Linked DNA regions of Homo sapiens: region 1 is linked to region 2. Evidence: chromatin contacts called from ENCODE Hi-C or POLR2A ChIA-PET data. All regions are on one chromosome and are shown on one strand. The core of a region is the stretch at or near the end of the contact, and the rest is flanking DNA. Distances in the headings are between cores, read along the strand shown.

Region 1 (6,037 bases), core at 3,078-5,577, 410 kb after region 2:
TGTTGGCTGATTTAGAAGCCCTCAGCTCCCTCCAGGTTGCCCTAAGGACACTCCTCCAGGTAAGTGCCCTCAGTGCAGATGGCCAGGCCACTGGAAGGCAAACTGCCCCAATGGGATACATGGGAAAAAGCCCCGCACAGCTTGTACCCTCTGCCACAAGCTCAGCTGCTGAAAATGGGACTGTCCTGAGGGCTGAAAGACCCTGAGGACAGAATTCTAGCCCCTGATGGCCTTAAAATGAAGTGGGCTCTCTGCCCCCGCTGAATTCCAAATCACAGCAAAACAAAGCCAAGGGTGACTCTGGAGGTGGCAAGTAAAATTATCAATTTCCCCTTGAGTTCAAGAGCTCCCTGTCATAGAGATGCCTCCTCTACCCCTTTCTGGAAATACCTTTTGCTTATATGGTAAAAATCTGGAAAATCACTATCTGGAGTTTAACAGGCTTTTAGATTCAGTCACCATTGGAACTGAGTACACCATTAAAAGGAAAAGGCAAAATTAAAAGAAGCATGCGTAATAATTACATGGCTAGTCCTAGAAAGTTCTCTTGAGCAGTTAAAATCCTTTGCAAGCTTGAAATGCTCTAAACTCCTCCCGGAAAAAAACAACAGCAGTTATCTTGCACTATAGTTCACTGGTCCCCAATCTTTTTGGCACCGGGGACAATTTTTCCCCATGGAAAACAATTTTTTCATGGAAGACAATTTTTCCACAGACCAGGGAGGGTGGGTGATGATTTGGGGATGAAACTGTTCCACCTCAGATCACCAGGAATTAGATTCTCCTAAGAAGCATGAAACCTAGATCCCTTGCATGTGCAGTTCACCATAGGGTTCATGCTCCCGTGAGAATCTAATACCCTCGCTGATCTGAAAGGAGGCAGAGCTCAGGCAGTAATGCTTGCTTGTCTGCCCCCGACTTACCTCCTGCTGAGCGGTTCGGTTCCCAACAGGCCATGGACCAGTGCCAGTCTACTGCCCAGGGGTTGGGGACCCCTGCTGTAGCTCAACTGCTAAAGCTTTGCCCTCTCACAGTGGTGCCCTGGGTTCAATTCCTGGCTCCAAAAGTGAGTCTTTTGTGGTTTAATCATTTATTGATTCTTTTCCCCTCCATGGAGAGCTCCTAATTTCCTGTCTTGAAATTTTCTTTTCTCTGAGTTACCTTTGGGGCAATTCTAGATCTTGTAAATTGCTTACCATCTCTTTGGAGACACCTTGTGTGTCCCTGTTTAAGTTATCCCCTTACTTAAGGTTTATTAATTTCACATAGGAGGTTACCTTTAGGTAAAGATTCAAAAGCCAGAAATATTGGCCATTTGTCCTGGCTAAAATCTGGTAATAAAAGATTTTTATAGGATTTTTATTTTGAGAACTCCATAGTCAGAAATCAACTTAATTAAAGACGATATTTGGGCTGTATGTATACAGATATTGTTTTAAAAGCCCCTGCTGGCCAGGCACAGTGGCTTATGCCTATAATCCTAGCACTTTGAGAGGCCAAGGTGGACAGATCGCTTGAGCCCAGGAGTTTGAGACCAGCCTGAGCAACTTGGTGAAACACCATCTGAACAAAAAAAAAATACAAAAATTAGCTGGATGTAGTGGCAGGCACCTGTAGTCCTAGCTACTCAGGAGGCTGAAGTGGGAGGATCACTTGAGCCCAGGAGGCTGAGGCTGCAGCGAGTTGTGATCGCACCACTGCATTCCAACCTGGCGACAGAGCGAGACTCCATCTAAACAAACAAAAAGCCCCTGCTTTCCCTCTAAGAACTTCTCAGTCAATGGAATTTTGTCTTGATTTTCCATTTCTGTCTGTCTGTGTATTTATATGTGTTGTATGTATAGTATTTATATAAAAGAGCTCTAATTAATTGGCTTAAAGAAACTAAAATCAAACATTTTATCAGAAAAAATTGAAACTTTAATCTCTTTTAGGTCACGTGACTCTAATGATTTTTAAACATAAAGACAGTGTAAATAACATAAAAAATAAAGACAGTGTAAGTAAAGAATGTGTTTTGGTGGGAGGTTATAAGAAGGCGTGTGAATATGGTTTCTGTTAAAGAGAACGTAATTTTGTCTAGCTCAGAGGGTTTTAACTATTGGCCTCACCTAAAAGAGTAATGGGACAGCTGGGCATGGTGGCTCACGCCTGTCATCCCAGAACTTTGGGAGGCTGAGGTGGGGAGATCACTTGAGGTTAGGAGTTCCAGACCAGCCTGGCCAACATGGCAAAACCCCGTCTCTACTAAAAATACAAAAATTAATCAGGTGTGGTGGTGAGCGCCTGTAATCCCAGCTACTTGGGAGGCTGAGGCAGGAGAATCACTTGAACTCGGGAGGCGGAGGTTGCAGAGAGTCGAGATTGTGCCACTGCATGCCAGCCTAGGTGACAGAGTGAGACTCTGTCTCAAAAAAAAAAAAAAAAAAAAAGAGTAATGTGACAAAACTGATGGTTTAAGCAAGTTGAAAAGGGTTTGTGAAGGGTTAATCTCATGAAAAGTTCTGTGGGTATAAGCAGGTTGGCTAAGATTTAAAGGGGATTACTTAGTTTTTCCATAGGTCGAACACTGAAATAAAAGCACACTGATGTAGGGCCAGAATCCGGGCCCATGTGTCTGAATAATGGTTTTCTAGAGAATTTATTTGTTTAACAGAAAATTGTAAAGAATTATGAGAGGTTTGTGGACGTTTTACCTTATGGTCAAACTATGATTGTATAGATTTGTTTATAAGGTTTTATTAAGAATTGGATCTAACATTAATAATATACTAATGCAAAGGTGAAATTTTGCTTTCTCTCATAAACAAGATTTTTGCATAATATTTTAAAATAATGAGATTTTTGTTTACCTTTTAATAAACAACAGAAAAAGGAGGAGAGAGGAAATAGATTCGGTTGGCATCATGCTGTCTTTATTGCGACCTGCTTGGAAAGTTGACTCTCCCCTCTATCAGCAAGTAAAGATTTTTGCCTTTTAGAAATTTTGGAGTTATCATTTTGGCTACCTAAATGACTTGTAGTGACTCTATACTAATCTTCTCTGAGCAACTCTCCTCCATATCCTGTTGGGTAATGAGAACAAGTGGCACCCCCTCCCTCCAAAAAATCCATACCCCTTTATATTACAGAAAAGAAATCTTCAGAAAAGAGACATGCTACAATGAGACTACCATACAAGATGTGAAAGTTACCCCCCAAATTACAATATCATGAGACAAAATAAGGGAGAGCTGCTGTCTCTCAGTGTTTGTCCCTAGTAAGGACAACTAACCACTGAGCAAACGGACAACTGCACAGCCTTCTTTTACTCACAGAGTGTTGTCCACCTGCAGAGCCAAGTCCTCTCAATCTATCTGCACACTGCTGTGCACTTCTAGGCTCTCAGATGTTTTTAGGTCTACAAGTCCATATAACCACTCTAAGCCATGCGTCTTAAAATATGCCCTCATTTTCCATTGTTAAGCCATTGAATACAGACTGGTAGGTCACGTGGCTTCTGTAACACAGTCTAGGTCACATCGGTTAATGCTCTACGCGAATGGGACCCTGGAGGTCCTTACTCCTGCTCTCTTCTCCAGAGTAGGTTATACCTAAACCATCCTGCATCAGCCTTTCCCAAGGTCAGGGCTGTGCTGAGGGTGTAACAAGCATGGACAGTAGCCTAGCTTTCTTGGGAGATTTAAGTCTCGGGCTTCTAAAGGTTAAATATTGGTTTGTCTATAATGGGGAGAAGAAAAACAGTGGTATAACTATGTAAAATGATGGATATATTAATCTGCTTCACCATAGTAAACTTTTTACTATCTACATGCATCCCACAACATCATGTTGTATACCTTAAATACACACAATAAAATTTGTTTAAAAATAAAATTAAAAACTGTCTTCTAAAAAGAAAAACAGTGAAGAAAGAGCTCTGCTGTGAGCTCAAGAACAGCCAGTCACAGCTCCACCTAAACCCACGGGTGACTTAAAAGCTGAAGCCTTGTCATAATCATTGTCACGTACTCTTATTATGATGAAACTTTGCTCCTCTTTTTGCTGAGGAGATTCACCTAAGTTACTCTACACGACAGTAACTGAAACAGCACCCATTAGACTACTTTATGACATCCCCCTGCAGAGATCAAGAGTTCTGCAATCGCAGCTTCACAATCCTGAGAGACTACCAATTCAACCAGCCTTCAGGACTGGCACACTTCTGTGTGAGAAAAGTTCAAAAAATGGCTTAAGAAATTCAAAGCAACTGCTTACCCAAGATGAAGAGCACCCAGGGGAGGCAATGCACTGAAATCTCCCCACAGCTGCAGTCCCCAAGCTCAACTGAAAGACTGCTGCGAGCACTCTAGGTTAGGCTCAGAGCAAACCAAACACGTGCCTTCTGAAGTGGTTGCAGAGATGCAAACAGGAACCTCTAAATCAAGGTTCTCATTTCAGTCATCTGGCCCATTACCCAATTGTTATGTATACTTTCATTCTAAAAAGAGGTGACAAATTCAACCTACTGAGGTGAACCTCACACTCAGACCTCTTCAGGTGCCATCTCCCCTTTTAGATGACAAGCCCTCTGAGGGTAGGAGCTTGAATGGCACCAGGCAAATAGGTGCTGAGAAAGAAATCCATTTCATGCAAACAAAATACAATAAACGTAATATTAACACAAAACCTTCTGTGTTAAAGATACAGCAACCTCTTTTATTTTTCCTCTCAAAACAGAGGTGCAACCTCGCCAGGCAATCACCCAATCCCTGCTTCCAAAGATACGCCTGCCCAGTCCTCCAACTCACCATGTAGACATGAAAGTTTCCTCTGGCCATGTGATATCAGCATTTCCAGAATACAGGCAGCCATTGATTCCCATAGAGAACCTCTTGGGTGACTTGGACATCCTAGATTAGAACTCAAGGTTTCTTCACTTCAAGATACCTCTCAGTCTTAGTCACCACTTCAAAATAGGTGTTCTCAATGTACGCACCTTCAACCTCGGCTAGATTGGCTTGACCTAGGCATGGGCAGACTCATGGAACTTGTCCTGTATCATCTGAAAAGCTGTTGAACGTTTGCTCCCAAGCACTACGCTGCATGGTCCTTGAGAAGTGATGTGCTAGAGAGCCAGCAATCTCCACAGCATAAATATTCCCATCATAACCTATTTCAAGCTACCAACAGTTTAACAACTGGCTTGCAAAATTCCTAAAAAACTTAATACAGGTTGAGTATCCCTTATCCAATATGCTTGGGACCAGAAATGTTTCAGATTTCATATTTTTTTCAGATTTTAGAATATTTGCCGAATACATACAAGTTGAACGTCCCTAGTCTGAAAATCCAAAATGCTCCAATAAGCATTTCTTTGGAGCATCATGTTGGCACTCAAAGTTACAGATTTTGGAGTTGAAATAGCAACCACTCTTTTGTATTTTCAGATTAGGGGTACTCAGCCTGTAATCAGCTCTTGCTATGTAAGCTGGTTCCAGCACACCACGGAACCTCTGCAGGTTCTTGCGGGGGTACAGCTCCGACATGACTGGTTGCACGATGCTGAAAACCACTGTTAAATCAAGTTTAGCCTAAAGCTGCCTCCTTACATATTTTAAGTTTGGCCTAAAGGTTTCTCTGTACATCATGAACTATAACGTAAATGGAATAGTATACGGACTCTAGTCTACTCTTGTGCCAGTCACTGAGTTTGGCCAATCGAAGATGGCCAATGATTCAAACTATTCAAATAAGGCAAACACCGAGCTGTAACCAATCCGGCTATTTCTGTACCTCACTTCTGTTTCCTGTACATGACTTTCCTTTTGCTGTCCATAAATCTTCCACCACGTGGCTGCGCTGGAGTCTCTGAGTCCACTCTGGCTCAGGAGACTGCCTGATTCATGAATCATTCTGTGCTCAATTAAACTCTTTTAAATTTAATTCAGCTTTTAATACCACAAACCCCCATCTTTTTCACATGACAATTCCCACCTTTTATGTAGATATGCACACACCAAAAGGTAGCCAAAGGGTACAAAGAAGTTTATTGACT
Region 2 (5,753 bases), core at 2,647-5,146:
CAGCAATTTACTCTTAAAAAGGTGGCTGGAGCTAAAGGCATAGTCAAGGTTAATGCTCCTTTTTCTTTATCCCAAATCAGATAGCGTTTAGGCTCTTTTTCATCAAATATAAAACCCCAGCCGAGTTCATGGCTCGTTCGGCAGCAACCCTGAGAAGCTTTACAGCCCTAGACCCTAAAAGGTCAAAAGGCCATCTTATTCTCAATATACATTTTATTACCCAATCTGCTCCCGACATTAAATAAAACTCCAAAAATTAGAATCTGGCCCTCAAACCCCACAACAGGACTTAATTAACCTCACCTTCAAGGTGTACAATAATAAAAAAAGTTGCAATTCCTTACCTCCACTGTGAGACAAACCCCAGCTACATCTCCAGCACACAAGAACTTCCAAACGCCTGAACTGCAGCGGCCAGGCGTTCCTCCAGAACCTCCTCCCCCAGGAGCTTACTACAAGTGCTAGAAATCTGGACACCAGGCCAAGGAATGCCTGCAGCCCAGGATTCCTCCTAAGCCGTGTCCCATCTGCGCGGGACCCCACTGGAAATCGGACTGTTCAACTCACCTGGCAGCCACTCCCAGAGCCCCTGGAACTCTGGCCCAAGGCTCCCTGACTGACTCCTTCTCGGCTTAGCAGCTGAAGACTGAGGCTGCCTGATTGCCTTGGAAGCCCCGTAGACCATCGCGGATGCCGAGCTTTAAGTAACTCTCACAGTGGAGTGTAAGTCCATCCCCTTCTTAATCAATACGGAGGCTACCCACTCCACATTACCTTCTTTTCAAAGGCCTGTTTCCCTTGCCTCCATAACTGCTGTGCGTATTGACAGCCAGACTTCTAAACCTCTTAAAACTCCCCAACTCTGGTGCCAACTTAGACAACACTCTTTTATGCACTCTTTTTTAGTTATCTCCACCTGCCCAGTTCCCTTATTAGGCCGAGATATTTTAACCAAATTATCTGCTTCCCTGACTATTCCTGGATTACAGCTGCATCTCATTGCTGCCCTTCTTCCCAATCCAAAGCCTCCTTTGCGTCCTCCTCTTGTATTCCCCCACCTTAACCCACAAGAGACCTCTACTCCCTCCTTGGCGACCAATCATGCACCCCTTACCATCTCATTAAAACCTAATCACCCTTACCCCACTCAATGCCAATATCCCATCCCACAGCAAGCTTTGAAAGGATTAATGCCTGTTATCACTCGCCTGCTACAGCATGGCCTTTTAAAGCCTATAAACTCTCCTTACAATTCCCCCATTTTACCTGTCCTAAAACCAGACAAGCCTTACAAGTTAGTTCAGGATCTATGCCTTATCAACCAAATTGTTTTGCCTATCCACCCCATGGTGCCAAACCCATATACTCTCCTATCCGCAATACCTCCCTCCACAATCCATTATTCTGTTCTGGATCTCAAACGTGCTTTCTTTACTATTCCTTTGCACCCGTCATCCCAGCCTCTCTTCGCTTCACTTGGACTGACCCTGACACCCATCAGGCTCAGCAAATTACCTGGGCTGTACTGCCACAAGGCTTCACAGACAGCCCCCATTACTTCAGTCAAGCCCAAATTTCATCCTCATCTGTTACCTATCTCGGCATAATTCTCGTAAAAACACACGTGCTCTTCCTGCTGATCGTGTCCGACTAATCTCCCAAACCTCAATCCTTTACAAAACAACAACTCCTTTCCTTCCTAGGCATGGTTAGTGCAGTCAAAATTCTTACACAAGAGCCAGGACCGCACACTGTAGCCTTTCTGTGCAAACAACTTGACCTTACTGTTTTAGCCTAGCCCTCATGTCTGCGTGCAGCGGCTGCCACTGCTTTAATACTTTTAGAGGCCTTTCCTACAAGGTCTGAGAAGGCCACCACAGTCATTTCTTCCCTTCTGTCAGACATAATTCCTCAGTTTAGCCTTCCCACCTCTATACAGTCTGATAACAGACCAGCCTTTATTAGTCAAATCAGCCAAGCATTTTTTCAGGCTCTTAGTATTCAGTGACAGACTAATGGTCTATTAAAAACACACCTCACCAAGCTCAGCCACCAACTTAAAAAGGACTGGACAATACTTTTACCACTTTCCCTTCTCAGAAGTCAGACATGTCCTCAGAATGCTACAAGGTACAGCCCATTTAACCTCCTGTATAGATGCTCCTTTTTATTAGGCCCCAGTCTCATTCCAGACACCAGACCAACTTCGACTGTGCCCCAAAAAACTTGTCATCCCTACTATCTTCTGTCTAGTCATACTCCTATTCACCGTTCTCAACTACTCATACATGCCCTGCTCTTGTTTACACTGCCGGTTTATACTGTTTCTCCAAGCCATCACAGCTGATATCTCCTCGTGCTATCTCCAAATTGCCACTCTTAACTCTTGAAGTAAATAAATAATCTTTGCTGGCAGGACTATGCTGAATCTCCATAGGCACTCTCTAATTAAATGTCCTAGGTCCTCCCAATTCTTAGACCTTTTATACCTGTTTTTCTCCTTCTCTTATTCCATTTAGTTTTTCAATTCATACAAAACCGTATCCAGGCCATCACCAATCATTCTACATGACAAATGTTTCTTCTAACAACCCCACAATATCACCCCTTACCACAAGACCTCCCTTCAGCTTAATCTCTCCCACTCTAGGTTCCCACGCCACCCCTAATCCCGCTTGAAGCAGCCCGGAGAAACATCGTCCATTCTGTCTCCATACCACTCCCCCAAAATTTTCACCGCCCCAACACTTCAACACTATTTTGTTTTATTTTTCTTATTAATATATGAAGGCAGGAATGTCAGGCCTCTGAGCCCAAGCCAAGCCATCGCATCCCCTGTGACTTGCACCTATACGCCCAGATGGCTTGAAGTAACTGAAGAATCACAAAAGAAGTGAAAAGGCCCTGCCCCGCCTTAACTGATGACATTCCACCATTGTGATTTGTTTCTGCCCCACCTTAACTGAGTGATTAACCCTGTGAATTTCCTTCTCCTGGCTCAGAAGCTCCCCCACTGAGCACCTTGTGACCCCCCTTCCCTGCCCACCAGAGAACAACCCCCTTTGACTGTAATTTTCCATTATCTTCCCAAATCCTATAAAACGGCCCCACCCCTATCTCCCTTCGCTGACTCTCTTTTTGGACTCAGCCCGCCTGCACCCAGGTGAAATAAACAGCCATGTTGCTCACACAAAGCCTGTTTGGTGGTTCTCTTCACACGGATGCGCATGAAACTTAGTTCATAATTGGCTAAGCCAGGGCTCAAATCCAGGTCTGCTGATTCCAAAGCCTGTGACCTTAGCTGTGAGGCCAAGGAAGAAGGGATCACGCACACCTCTGACCACCCCAGCTGCCTACCCTGACCCCACAACTTCCTTGCTCCTGGAGGCATGGAGCAGGGACAGGGGTGGTCCACCTGGTTGGTAATCAATCACTCATTCATTCCTCTACTCAACCAGTCACGTGTGCACTCAGTAAACATGTATGGAGGGTGCACTAAGTGCCCAAAGGGGGGTGAGGCACTGGGATCGGTGGGTGAACTTTCAGATGCAATCCCTCCCTCATGTAGCTTATAAGCAGTGGGGCCTCAGATGTGAAGGCAAAGCTCAGAATTCAGGGGATTCAGGGTCCCCTGGCAGGTGCCCAGGGTGCTAGAGAGAGCAGGTCAGGAACACTCTTGAACAGCGGAGGCCCAGCCTGGCTCGTCCCCCTCCTGCCCCCTGGGGCGGGTGTCTGCGGCCTCCAGGCTACTCCTGGATGATTTTATTAGCTGTGTTGGGAGCATATGGTCCTCGGACATGAGACCTGAAGTAGTATTTACTGGAGAGCCGAGGACACCGGGTTCCCGTGTGGGCTGGGTTTGGCACGCACTCGGTTACTGATTGATAGGCCATTCAGGAAACAAAGACCACAAGAGAATTCAGCATGCTCCTGGCTCGGGGCCAAGCCAGCCTCATCTCCTTTGCTTTGTCAAGTGTGTCTTTTTGTCTGCCTTCATCACTTGCTGGGCGCCTCTGTGTTCACTGCCGGGAGGAAGCCAAGTGTGTATTTGCAGGGGCTGTGGGGGTGTATCCAGCTTTTCTCTAAGAACAGCTATCCAAGGGGCGGGAGGGAACAAGGGGGTCAGCCACAGCTCTCCCCTTACCCCTTCCCCTGAAAAGTCACAGCTCCTTGACGTGTGAGCTGAAGCTTGGGACTTTTGTCTTGTGTCTGTTTTTTCCAAAGCCAAGTCCAGAGACAGACCAGGGCCTTCCCAAGGTCACACAGCAAGCCAAGGGCAGAGCTGGCAGTGAAACCAATTTTCCACCTTCCACGGTGTGGTCTGCACTGAGCTGCAGGCAGGGCTTCCGGGGCCACAAATTGCTTCCCCAGCTCAGAACATTGCCCTCTTCTCCCCTCCCTGCTGCCCTGCTCACCAGGGGGAATTCCTCTCAGTGACACCAAAGAAGCCCTTTGGGGAAGTGACAGTGAGCATTTCTTGAAAAGGGAACCAAGTTTAGACATCTAGAGACAGTAGCAGCCGCGGTGACTGGCGGCCTCCTGGGGCTGAGGAACTTCGGGGTGTCACTCAGGGTGACAGCAGGTAGCCCAGCAAGCCCATAGGAGCAGGACAGGCCAGGCTGGGCCTCCACTGTTCCAGGACTGTTCCTGACCTGGTGTCACCTGCACCCTGTGAAGGGAAGCTCAGAATTCAGGGAGACTCAGGGTCCCCTGGCAGGTGCTCTGCCCTGGTCTCCCGCCCTGCCAGGGGACCCTAAGTCTCCCTAAATTCTGAGCTTGCCTTCACATCTGAGGCCCCACTGCCTACAAACTGAAAATGAAATCTGCCAAAACGGGTTGGGGAGCTGCCACTCCTGAACATAGCTCGTCCCAGTCCCTTCTAGGCATGAGGTCCCTCCACACCTGGGGGAGACCCTCCCCCAATCTCCCAATGCCACCTTCTTTGCCCCTCCAGTGTCAGGTTGAAGCTCTGGGAATGAACGTTTGAAGTTCTAAACAGGATTTCTTCCCAAGTCCTCAGTCACTCAACGGCAAACTATGAAGTGTCCCCAGCCTGTGAGGCTCCTCCTGCAGCCAAAACTGGGAGGGGGCACTGAGTCTGGGCCCAGGCTTTCTTCCAAGGCTAGGACACTCGGGCCCTTCCGTGGCTCTCCCAGTGCAGCCCTGGGCTCAGCACTGCCCTCCCAATGTCCCGGAAGGAGGCCGCTGTGGCCCTGGCTCCGAGGCCCAGGCCCAATCCATCTTCCCAGCCAGTGACTCGCTCTGACAACAGGGCCGAGCTGCCGTGGCATTTGCCTCTGATCTCCGCTGGCCAGGCATTTGTCAGGCAGCCTGCTAGGAATGAAGAATGGGCGCTTGGTGAGGCACAGATTACCCGCCCCAGAGGCCCCTGATGAATTGCAGTTCAGAGCTCAGCTGCCTGGGGCCATGGATCAACAGGGAGGCGACTAATCTCCCCCACAGCAGCCCTGCCGAGCAGAGCGGAGGGAGGGTGGAAGCCTGGAGAGTCTGGGAGGAGACGCTACACCACCCCCTGCCCTGGGCCTTTCTTCAGCACAACACCCCTCACGCCCTCCACTCCCACCCGTCTGTCCAGGGAGCCCACTTCCTTCACTAGACGCAGCGCCAGTGGAGACGCTCAGTTCTTTGGGGGCACCCCTTCCTTGCTCCCTGTACAAGAGAGAGAGTTCGGAATTGCTGGGGGGGTGGGGTGGAGATTTCTCCTGATGCCCCAAAGCATTTAGAAAAACTGG

The links. Hi-C counts contacts between places; a loop is a spot of excess contacts on that map. ChIA-PET counts read pairs that join two places held with the same protein, here RNA polymerase II (POLR2A). Pooled maps may share reads with other maps.
Region 1: a loop to region 2 is called in a map with no recorded cell type, with 13 times the contacts of the local background. The contact joins the promoter of JAML here to the enhancer-like site in region 2. A Hi-C loop is called at or near these places in 5 of 37 single-sample maps with no recorded cell type and 9 of 50 pooled maps. POLR2A ChIA-PET finds 5 or more read pairs at or near these places in 1 of 52 experiments (B cell).

Annotation. Positions count from the first base shown.
Region 1 is chr11:118,220,684-118,226,720 of GRCh38, forward strand. JAML (junction adhesion molecule like) reads right to left here and starts at 4,328. Exons shown (of 10, transcript NM_001098526.2): 1 at 4,258-4,328. It overlaps MPZL3 (myelin protein zero like 3), which reads right to left. Exons shown (of 6, transcript NM_198275.3): 6 at 6,007-6,037.
Region 2 is chr11:117,811,100-117,816,852 of GRCh38, forward strand. It overlaps a transcript of DSCAML1 not described here. Among named protein-coding and RNA genes, the nearest start is that of FXYD2, 11 kb to the right of the region's middle. RefSeq lists enhancers at 2,711-3,288, 4,078-4,157. Within about 2 kb of position 3,897, at least 12 of the 41 ENCODE cell types and tissues checked have a DNase peak (open chromatin) inside an H3K27ac peak, as active enhancers do.